Linked DNA regions of Homo sapiens: region 1 is linked to region 2. Evidence: chromatin loops called from intact Hi-C (ENCODE). Cell type or tissue: HCT116. All regions are shown on one strand. Each heading gives the region's core, and the rest is flanking DNA. Links, peaks and the distances in the headings are about the cores only. Region 1 holds the start of LOC105376013 (a long non-coding RNA gene). Region 2 overlaps LOC107987059 (a long non-coding RNA gene).

Region 1 (5,388 bases), core at 281-5,280, 480 kb after region 2:
GAATATTTATTTTTATACAATATTCCTTTTTTTCATTTAAGACTTTTGGATTTTATTCCCTCCATAAGAAATTTTCACTCACCTTAATGTATGCAAATATTATTTTCTAAATTATATATGTTTTCTATAATTATAGATTATATTCATAATTGTATAAGTAATCATATATAATTGTATATAATTATATAGTGCAAAAAATTATCTGGAATTTAATTCTTTATATGTTGTAAGGGACAGCCTATTCTTTTTAAATCAACAAATATTTTTCTTCATTTGACTTTTCCATGACTGTCTTTGTATACACGTACCCTTTCTTTTGCTGATTGTACTAGATGAGGTATAATGAAGCATTCCAAAGTATGGTGTTTGAAGCTGTTTTGGCCCTGCCTATTGTTAGGTATATGAATGGGAGCAAATAACTATATGAATTTTCTCTTTTCCAATTCATCATCCTTATGTTATCTCCAATAATACTTTGTTCTACTTAAAAATAATTTTAATTGAACATCTAGATAATTTCTTTTTTGCTAATATTAATGTATTTAATGGTGTACTTTTTCATAGATTTTTGCTTTTATTAGAACCACAGATTTTGTTGTGTACTATTACCCTTATCCTAATGCGAAGAATTGCCCTTTTGATTTCTTTTAGAACAAAGAGTTATATAGGATAGTGATTCAAAAAATACAAATGATTGAATATTTTTATATTTCATAAATAAAGTTATTTATTGCATAAACCTCAGTATTTAAAACCTGCTTTGGAGTAATTACTGAGGATTTCTCTCTTCTCTGATACACAATCAATTTTTATAAGTCATCCATGGGCACTAGAAAAGAAGTTGCTTTGCAAATCTTTTTGCAATGTATAATATTTAATGCAGTTTATTCACTAGATTTATATGCGTCATCTATATTATCCCTAGCCATTTTATTATAATTTATCCTTCAAAGTGTTAGAAATGTATATTAAATCTTCTGATTACTACTGTTGAAAATAAATATACGTTGTCTTATTATTTATACTGTTCTTGCCATTATAACCTATAGACACTTTATAGCCAAAAGAACATTTCTTTCTGGTTATGAAAATTCTCTAGGCTAAAGAGAGAGAGCAGAGATGTTTATTTATATTGGAAAAATTGCCAGCATGGGCTAGGGGGGTGAGTTTCAAACTTCCCTATGTCTAAATAGAATAGTCGTAGTTAACATACATAACTTGTAGAATTAAGCGTGATGAGGTTGTGTGTTATACTGGCCAGTTTTCATTTGAAAATTTAAACTAGTTTAAGTAAAACAACAACAACAAAAAACTGATCTAAGGAAATAATCTGTAGAAAAAGATGAGATAGATAACCCTGGTATAAATAGTTCCAGCCTCCAAAAGCTGTCAGCAGTCTGTGCTTCCTCTGTGTTCTCTCAGATGGAATAAGCTCAGGAGTATAGAATCATTGCTTATATATTTTCAAACTCACCCAGAAATGGTGGGTGGGGAAATTCTCCTGCATTCACTTCAATCAGAAAAAATTCAGTGAAGTGTTTTGATTGATTTGTTGGCATTTGAACCCCTCAAAAAAGCAAGGGCGGTAGTCCCATGAATGCTCAGATCTCAGACCTGTGTCTGCCTCTATGGATCAGGAGATGGGGTGCTGTCATTGGCCACACTCATGGGGTTAGAGTGGGAAAGGAGTTGAAGAACAGGGTATGACCCTAGAAGAAGATGTTAAAGTGCTGCAAGGAAGAAAAAAGGTATTGTCTCTCCAAAGCGAAAGGGAAAGGAGAAGAGGCACTAAGAATAGTTTAATTCAGATGTGGGAAGAGGATGTGCAAGGAGAAGAAGCAAACATTTAAAACAGTCTGATGATGGAGAGGCAGACCCACAGAACTGTGGAACTGTGAATGTTAGAAGGACATCATTCTTGAGGCTCATAAGGAAGCAAAATGCCTCACTCTTTCCCTTGAGTTGTCTATTACAAGGTCCTGAATTAGAGTAAAAGTGCCATCTAAACTCTGGGCTTTTTTTTTTTTTTTTTTTTTTTTTTTGAGAAGGAGTCTCACCCTGTCACCAGGCTGAAGTGCAGTAGCATGATCTCGGCTCACTGCAACCTCCGCCTCCCAGGTTCAAGCGATTCTCCTGCCTCAGCCTCCTGAGTAGCTGGGACTACAGGCCCGTGCCACCACGCCTGGCTAATTTTTGTATTTTCAGTAGAGACGGGGTTTCACCATGTTGGCCAGGATGGTCTCGATCTCTTGACTTCGTGATCCACCCGCCTCGGCCTCCCAAAGTGCTGGGATTACAGGCGGAAGCCAGCGCGCCTGGTCACCCTCGGCTTTCAAATACTGTCTCAGACCAAAATATTATAATTTTACTATGTATTACCCCATACTAGGACAACCAAAACTTTGCAGAGAGTACAAACAGTGATAGTTGCGGAGCCTGGCCTAGTAAAATGGCTTCTAAAAGGAAAAAACAAGCTTAACTGCTGACGGGGTAGAGAACAGGGAAAAAAAAAGGTTTAAAAATGCCTAGAGAAGAACTTCTTATTCTTACACAACTGTTTTCTTTACCAGGAGAAAAGCTTAATTACTGTCTGATGGAGTAAAACCCGTTGGCTGGGGAAGGGGAAGTCTCCAGAGATGTGGTGGAAAACGCCAGCCAGCCAGCTGTGTGGGACCCTTGGGCCATAAGTCCCAGCCATGGTAAGGATGGGGGGGTAGAGGGGAGCCGTTGCTCGCAGATCTGACTTGAAAAAGGAAGGAAAAGGCCAGGAAAAGGCTTTGGAGTGACAGGGGGTAGGCGCATGGTTTCCCCCACCCTCAGAAGTCCCAGGATGAAAAGGTTTAGAAACCACAGTGAGAGAGTTTTGAGTCTCCATTTCACTCACCGCTTCTCAAGTCCCCACGTTGCGCGCCAAAATTGTTGCAGGGCTTTTCCTTAGTTCCGTTAAAGACGGGGTTCTTTGTCCCACGGCCACAAAAATTCAGGCTCGCAGACAATTTGAATGATGAGTAAGACCCGGTTTTATTGGGTGGAAAGAAAGAAAAGGGGGAAACAGAGACTCTCACTAAGCCAGAGTCCCTGCTAGGGCACTTTGCCTGGCGGCTTGAATCCCAGGTTCCACACAGGAAGAGGAGGAGCCAGGCTCCTCCCCGCTGCAAAGGGTAGGAGCTTCCCAAGGCTGCCCTCAGTGCACAGGCCGGCTGGAGTTTTTTCGGGCACCCACTCGTACCTGGCTCTCTCATACTCACAAGTTAAATGCCTTATCCATCTTAACTAAACACTTATTATACACTGTGGCTGTAACTTTTGCATTTTGAGGTGTGACAGCAAAACTAGAACATATTTCTTTCTTTTTCACAATTTTATAGAAAGTTCATTCTTACTTTAGATCTTAGAAACCTCAGCAAATGATTTTGTTTTCTTTGCTTACTAAGTGAAGAACTTTCAACCTTTTTACTTAAAGGCAGCCCTTTACAACTTCTCTTTGGCATATCTGAATTGTCATAATCACTACTCTTTTGCTTCAGGGCCATTATTAAGTAAAATAAGAGTTACTTGAAGACAAGCAATGTGATACCATGACCCATGATCTTGTATCCAAGATGGCTACTTAGTGACCAAAGTGCAGGCAGTGTATACAGCATGAATATGCTGAACAGAAGGATGATTCATGTCCTGGGTGGGATGGAGAGGGACAGCATGAGATTTCATTAGGCTACTCAGAATGATCCACAATCTAAAATTGTGAATTGTTTATTTTGGAATTTTCCTTTAATATTTTCAGACCATGGTTGACTACGGGTAACTGAAACCACAAAAAGTAAAACAACAGATAAGCAAGAACTACTGTATTTTACACAGATGGTCCCCAACTTAAGATGGTTTGACTTACAATTTTTTACCTTTACAGTGATGAGAAAGTGATACACATTCAGTAGAAACTGTACTTTGAGGACCAGTACAACCATTTTGTTTTTCACTTTCAGTACATTATTCAATACATTACATAAGATATTTAATACTTAATCATAAAACAGGCTTTGTGTTAGATGATTTTGCTGATGGAAATATTCAAGCACTTTTAACGTAGGCGAGGCTGAGCTTATAATGTTTTGTAGGGCAAGTGTATTAAGTGCATTTTCAACCTAACTGTATATTCAACTTACAATGGAGATATAAACTCATTGTAAGTGGAGGACCATCTGTATACTGTTTCTATATTGCTATTTTGTCATGTAATATCACCTAATAAAAATTTTATACCTAATATTCTTTGAAAAATTAAGTTCTAATTATTACCTGATTCCAACATATGACTATACTAACAGGTAGTTATTTTCTTATACTTGGACATTTATATTATCTTTACTTTTTACCATCATAAATAATGTTGTATAAACATTTAAAATATAAATTTTTGTGGGTACCTCTGAATATCTTTTAAGTATAAAAAATTTAATGTTGGATTACTGGTTCAAAATGATAGAAATTTTTAATGCTGTTTATACATTTCACCAATTTATTTTTCTAGATGGTTTCACCATCTAGATGGTTTTCCATTTCCACAGGAAGCCTTATGCCCAATTTCTGAAAAATGATTTTTAAATTTTTGCCAATTTCATACATGAATACTAATATTTCATGTTAATATTATTTTCTTTAATTTTAAATGTGATTGAATATTTGTTGATTCTTTATCATGATTTCTGATTTTCTATATTTAGCAATGTTTTAACGGTATATTATTTTATTAAAATATATGTAATATATATTTATATATATTTTTTCCTTTTGCTTGATGCCATCTTTTTTACTGTATGCTTTAGAATTCTATCTTGAGTGATTAATCAAATAGTATAATATGTTTTCTTCTAGCTTTTTATGGCTTATGTCCATTTAATTAGTTGATTCATTTACTATATAGTTACATGTATAAGGTAAGATAATAATTTAACTTAATTTTCTTCTGAACATTAAAAAATCTATGCAGTTTTTAATTAGCTTGCAATTTTTTCTTACAGCTGTACTAAAATCTGTTCCATGTGTTTTGTTCTGACAATTGATCTCTCTGAGTTTGCACTGCTATCATACTTTTTATAATGTGTATTTATTTTGATTATTTGAATAGCACTGGCTGTTTTCAAAATATTTACAAAATAAAACACAGTATAAAAAGAGAAAAAACCCATGAATGATTTCATCATCACTGATAACATTTCTGCCTTATTTTGTGCAGTCACAGTTTTGTGCACCAAAACAACACAAGCACTCTAAAGTGATATGGAAGAATTGTTTCTATTTTGCCCTCTGAATGATTGATTTCATTTTTGCCTGATGTACTCTTTTTTGCTTCAAATAAACTCTTTAATTCTGTTATTAAATTTTGAG
Region 2 (5,388 bases), core at 335-5,334:
ACCTGGAAAGGAGCAAACAGCTTAGACCTGGAGAACAAAGGAAACAACACTGGTCAACAGCAGTGGTTGCACGTATAGGGCCTCTGGGTAAGTGTTGAATGCAGTAGGCTAAACTAATGAAATATCAAAAACTCAACTGTTACAGCTCACTTTTGTCTCATTTCACAGTAGAAAAAGATACCACACTGTGAAAGTTCTTGTCCAGACTTTTGTTTTTAATGTAAAAATGGATGCTTCTGCTTAGAGATAGAGGATATTGTTCATATGTTTCCAGTGCTTGCTTTCCCTTCTTTGACCTCCTATTCATTGATAGTGGCTGAAGCTCACCCATTTACCTCTTCCCTTATTCTTCTTTCCTTTAAGACCAGAGTCCATAGCGGTGAATTCAGACAGTATCGTGTGAGCTGGGAAATACTTGTGTAGAGTGTTGGTTTTTGCATTTATTAACTTCAAAGAATCAAATGAGAAAGTCTAAATCAAGACTGGGAATAACTCCTTATTTTGAACTCATATTTGCCTTTTTACACAACTATTATCTAAAACTAACTAATACACAACTATTAACCAAAGCCTAGACCAAGAGTCAATAGTTATGTAAGAAGGCTAATTTGAGTTCAAAATAAGGAATTATTTTCAAAAAACAACAGCTCTAAATGTAGCTCAGTTGCCATTTCCTCTGTGAAGTCTTCCTCACTTTCCCTGGCGGAGCAAGTTTTTCCTTTTGTAGCACTTGATACGTCTCATCTTTTACCACCTTCTCATTGTATTATAGGTATTTACCCACATGTTTATCTAGTTTAGTGGTTTTCAGCCAGGGGCAATTTTGCCCCACTTTGGATGTTTGGCAATGTTTGGAAATATTTTTGTTTGGCACATGCGAGTAGAGGGTGGTGCTGGCAGCTAGTGGGTAGAGGCTATGGAGTTGCCAAACATCCTACAATGCACAGATGGCTCTCCACAACAAAGAATTCTCCCTCTCTGAATGTCAGGATTGCTGAGATTCAGAAACTGCTTTGTCCATGACATTTGAGGGCAGGGAGCTTGCAGCTACACATATAAGACATAATAAATGGTAAACATATCAATCGGTTAAAGAAGAGAGTAAAAAGTCTGTTTCCTTATTGGTCTTGCAGTTACAACCAGTGGTTTGAGGGCTTAAAATGATGCATTTACATTTTTCTTTTCCTGGTCACTGAGAAGGAAATCCAGAAAGATCAAACATCCATTTATTCATATGAGTAAATGTCAAAAATACATGAAAGATGTCAACCTGAGATGCACTGCGGGCAAGCTGGAAAATGAAATCCTGACATTTCTTCAGAAAGGCGTCACTCAGCCTTACCTTAGCTGATGGGGCTGGCACTCCTCATTTGTCAGAATAGGCATGGCCTTTTATCTGAGTTTGTTTTACTCCTCAGTGTGGCTTTGGGTTGTGGATTTGATTTGCTATTCTCTGTTATGCACAGAGTCTCAAGATAACACGATGTAGAGAGATGCCCAGAACCAGGCAGCCTGTGCACAGATGACAGAGGGATGGGAGGCAAAACATGAAGGAGAAACTTTCTGCTTCTATTTATTGCCATGTGAAAAGAAACCATGATCTTGCTTGTTGGAGAGAAAAGATAAAGAGCATGGAGGAAGAGATAGCTTGACTCTCCAGACTTTGGGGCTCACTTACAGTAGGCATCACTGTGCAAACTGCACTAGGTGGGGTGGCATCTTCCAGACATTGCTTTTGCAGGGAAAGTGAGCCCAGGTCTAACAACATATACACATGTCCTCTGTCTGTCAGTGTCCCTGTCAGGATATGTGTACACAAAGCAAAAGCACAGGACTTGGAAAAGTTTGTCAAAGGGACTTATGTAAAAATAATTAATGAATAAATGATTTAGGAAGAGATGAGGGTTTTTGTAAAAATTCAAGCAGTTGCTATTCATTGAGTATTTACTCTGCCAGGACTTTTGCTAAATGTTTTCATTTCCTCTTCATTCCTGTGAGTTAAGAATGTTCATCTTTTTATAGATAAAAAAAATGCAGAAACAACAACAACAACTGAGGTTCAGAGATGTCAGCTAGCTTGCCTGAGGTTGCGGAGCTTGTGTGGTAGAGTTAGGATATGAACCTAGACCAATGATGCATTACTTTAAGGGAAGGGCTTTAGTTCCTTTGAAATCTGCAAAAAGCAAGACAGGCCCCACAGCCCCGGAGTCAAAGCCAGTTCCCATCCCAGTCCCATCCCTTAGCCACCTGCCTCCTCTTTCCTTTCAACATGACACATACCACTCTGTCCTTCGCTGAGGACTTCCTGGCAGGTGGTGTCGCTGTGGCCATCCCCAAGATGGCAGTAGTGCCCATCGAGGGGGTCAAGCTGCTGCTGCAGGTGCAGCATGCCAGCAAGCAAATCACCACAGATAAGCAATACAAAGGCATTATAGACTGTGTGGTCCGTATTCCCAAGGAGCAGGGAGTCCTATCCTTCTGGCGCGGTAACCTGGCCAATGTCATCAGATAATTCCCCACCCAGGCTCTCAACTTCACCTTCAAAGATAAAAACAAGCAGATCTTCCTGGGTGGTGTGGACAAGAAGACCCAGTTTTGGCATGACTTTGCAGGGAATCTGGCATCGGGCAGTGCCGCTGGGGCCACATCCTTATGTTTTGTGTACCCTTTTGGTTTTGCCCATACCTTTCTAGCAGCCGATGTGGGTAGACCTGGAGGCGAAAGGGGATTCAGAGATCTCGATGACTGCCTGGTTAAGATCTACAAATCGGATGGGATTAAGGGCCTGTACCAAGGCTTTAACGTGCCTGTGCAGGGTATTGTCATCTACCAAGCTGTCTACTTCAGTATCTATGGCACTGTAAAGGGAATGCTTCCAGATCCCAAGAACACTCGCATCGTCATCAGCTGGATGATGGCACAGTCCATCACTTCCATTTGCTGGGTTGACTTCCTATCCATTTGACACTGTTTGCCGCTGCATGATGATGCAGTCAGAACTCAAAGCAACTGACATCATGTACACAGGCACACTTGACTGCTGGAGGAAGATTGCTCGTGATGAAGGAGACAAAGCTTTTTTCAAGGGTGCATGGTCCAATGTCCTCAGAGGCATGGGTGGTGCTTTTGTGCTTGTCTTGTGTGATGAAATCAAAAAGTACACATAAGTTATTTCCTAGGATTTTTTCCCCCTGTGAGCAGGCATGTTGTATTATATAACATATCTTGAGCATTCTTAACAGACTCCTGGCTGTCAGTTTATCAGTGGGAACTATTTACTGGTTGAAAATGGGAAGCAATAATATTCATCTAACCAGTTTTCTCTTAAAGCCATTTCCATGATGATGATGATGGGACTCAATTATATTTTGTATTTCAGTCACTCCTGATAAATAACAAATTTGGAGAAATAAAAATAAGTAAAATAAAAAACAGAAGCAAGGCAGTTGAGGAGGTAGAATTCAGTCAGCAAGCACCCATTGTCCACTCTGTTCAGTAGAAACCCTAGGAAGTGTTCTTTCACTTGGGTTTTAATGAAGACAACAAAAGAATCAGATAGCACCGACAGAATCCATCCACTGTAATAAGAACTGTAGCCACTTAATTATACATATATGGCTTATAACTCTTCAGGCCACAAACTGTGGGTGGAGTGATAGACACTGCCACCATCCATATGTCACAGACTAGTCCCCATCAGCTAATGAGGAAACCCAGCCTCTTGTGAAACATTGCAAGATTTTCTGAGTCAAGGGGTTTCTTCCAGATCCTTATGCATATGTCAGACAGCTTGCTGCAGCACCTTTCATTTCCCTCCTCTATCTTTGACCTGACTACTGCCAGGCACTATCAGTGTGGTGCAGAACTTCAGAGTGTAGGCTCTGGAGTCAGACTCTCACCAACCATATTCTGCTTCTGCCACTAACTTGCGGAGAACTTGGATAATTAGCTTACATCTGCTTTCCTTACTTATAGAATGAGAATAATGATGATTCCTCCATCAAATAGTTGTAAGGATTAACTGAAGGAATCCATTCAAAGTGCTTAGCATGGTGCCTTGCAAACAGACCTCCTTAAAGGTTGGCTATTATTATTTTTAATTGCACTATATCTTCCATGAATGATAAGAAGCAGCAGCATTTAGAAGCTGCTTCGGTAGAGCACTCTTTAAAGAACTACCTGGGGACAAACCCCCTTGGAGCCAGGAAGCTTTTAAATATGGAGAGAAAAATGGGAGAAGATGGTGACTCCCAGCCAAATAGACTGGGCTCCTCTCAACTCCTTCTCACATCTCCAAGGCACTGTGGAGAGTTTTATTTTTAATTCAAAACCATAGGTTAAAACTTTTTATTAAACCTGTCATAATAATGTCATGTCTGGCATGCCTAAACATGTAATTTGTGTTATATAGCTATGATTTTCTGTGTGGGTACGTATAAACATACATATATACACACACACATAATTTTCTATATATAGAAATTTCTGTATATGTAGATTATATAAAATTCTATATATCTAGACTTTGTAGAATAAAAATTTCTGTATATACCTATATACCTGTATATACCTATATACCTGTATATACACGAGATTTTCTGTATGTGTGCATTTATATATAAATATATACTTACATATACTTAAATATATATAATTTGTGTGTGCATATATATAAAACATATACGCGTGTGTGTGTGTGTGTGTGTTTGTGTGTGTATGTATTTGGGTGTGCTGGGCGGTAGAGAGCCCTTTTCTGTGATGTTATAAAGACGCTTGATTCTTAAAAAATTTAAGCACAAGTTGAAATGTATATTCCTTGACTCTGGGTATTATGACTCAGGAGGCTGGGCAAGGCAGAAATAATTTTAAACAAGCATTTCAGGTATCTTAGAGGCAGGTGGTCCAGAAAGTCCTGGAACAATATCTAAGGTAAAGTTTGTGGAACCAACTTTTCGGGAGAGGTTATCAAAGTGTCCATGATGGATGTCCTTCCTGGTCCCTCTGTTGTCTTCAGAGTTTTTCAGCCTCTTTAATGAATGTGAGAGCTGGCACCACTGAAGTGGAGGGAATTACTCCCCACTCTTTCCAAGTCTTTTTGAGACTCTTGTTAGACACTTCATTACACAGTAAAGCCACACCCTTCATTTATCTTGAGTTGCAGAGAAATCTGAGTATGAGGTTGTTTTTGCCTAACACTGTTATCAGTGGGGAACACACGGGATTGGATGAAACCTGAATTCACGCTCGTAGGGAAATCCTAAACTTTAAAGACAGGCTCAGTGGAGGCAATATTTAATTCTGCGTACAAGTACCTCTCTCTGTCTGAAACAGAAAGATCCTCATTATAATTGACCAGAGTTCTTCTTTGCAAGTAAGATCATCCACTCT

What was found. Hi-C counts contacts between places; a loop is a spot of excess contacts. Peaks named below come from ENCODE experiments on the same cell type or tissue, not always from the same donor. Only the 100,000 strongest peaks of a DNase experiment are listed, where the experiment ranks them.
Region 1: it touches region 2 in a loop (6-fold over the local background); 1 of 110 quality-filtered maps calls a loop at or near these places.

Annotation. Positions count from the first base shown.
Region 1 is chr9:31,846,404-31,851,791 of GRCh38, reverse strand. It overlaps LOC105376013 (a long non-coding RNA gene), which reads left to right and starts at 2,531. Exons shown (of 3, transcript XR_929549.2): 1 at 2,531-2,699. It overlaps LOC124902137 (a long non-coding RNA gene), which reads right to left and starts at 3,131. Exons shown (of 2, transcript XR_007061444.1): 1 at 2,885-3,131. In HCT116, for the core only: no CTCF peak of the experiment used is centred there; DNase peaks (open chromatin) are centred at 3,141 and 3,611; H3K4me3 peaks cover 2,255 bases; H3K27ac peaks cover 1,444 bases.
Region 2 is chr9:32,331,236-32,336,623 of GRCh38, reverse strand. All of the region lies in intron 1 of LOC107987059 (a long non-coding RNA gene), which reads left to right. It also overlaps the pseudogene SLC25A5P8. Among named protein-coding and RNA genes, the nearest start is that of ACO1, 51 kb to the left of the region's middle. RefSeq lists a silencer at 5,076-5,276. In HCT116, for the core only: a CTCF peak has its summit at 2,299 (motif pointing right); no DNase peak of the experiment used is centred there.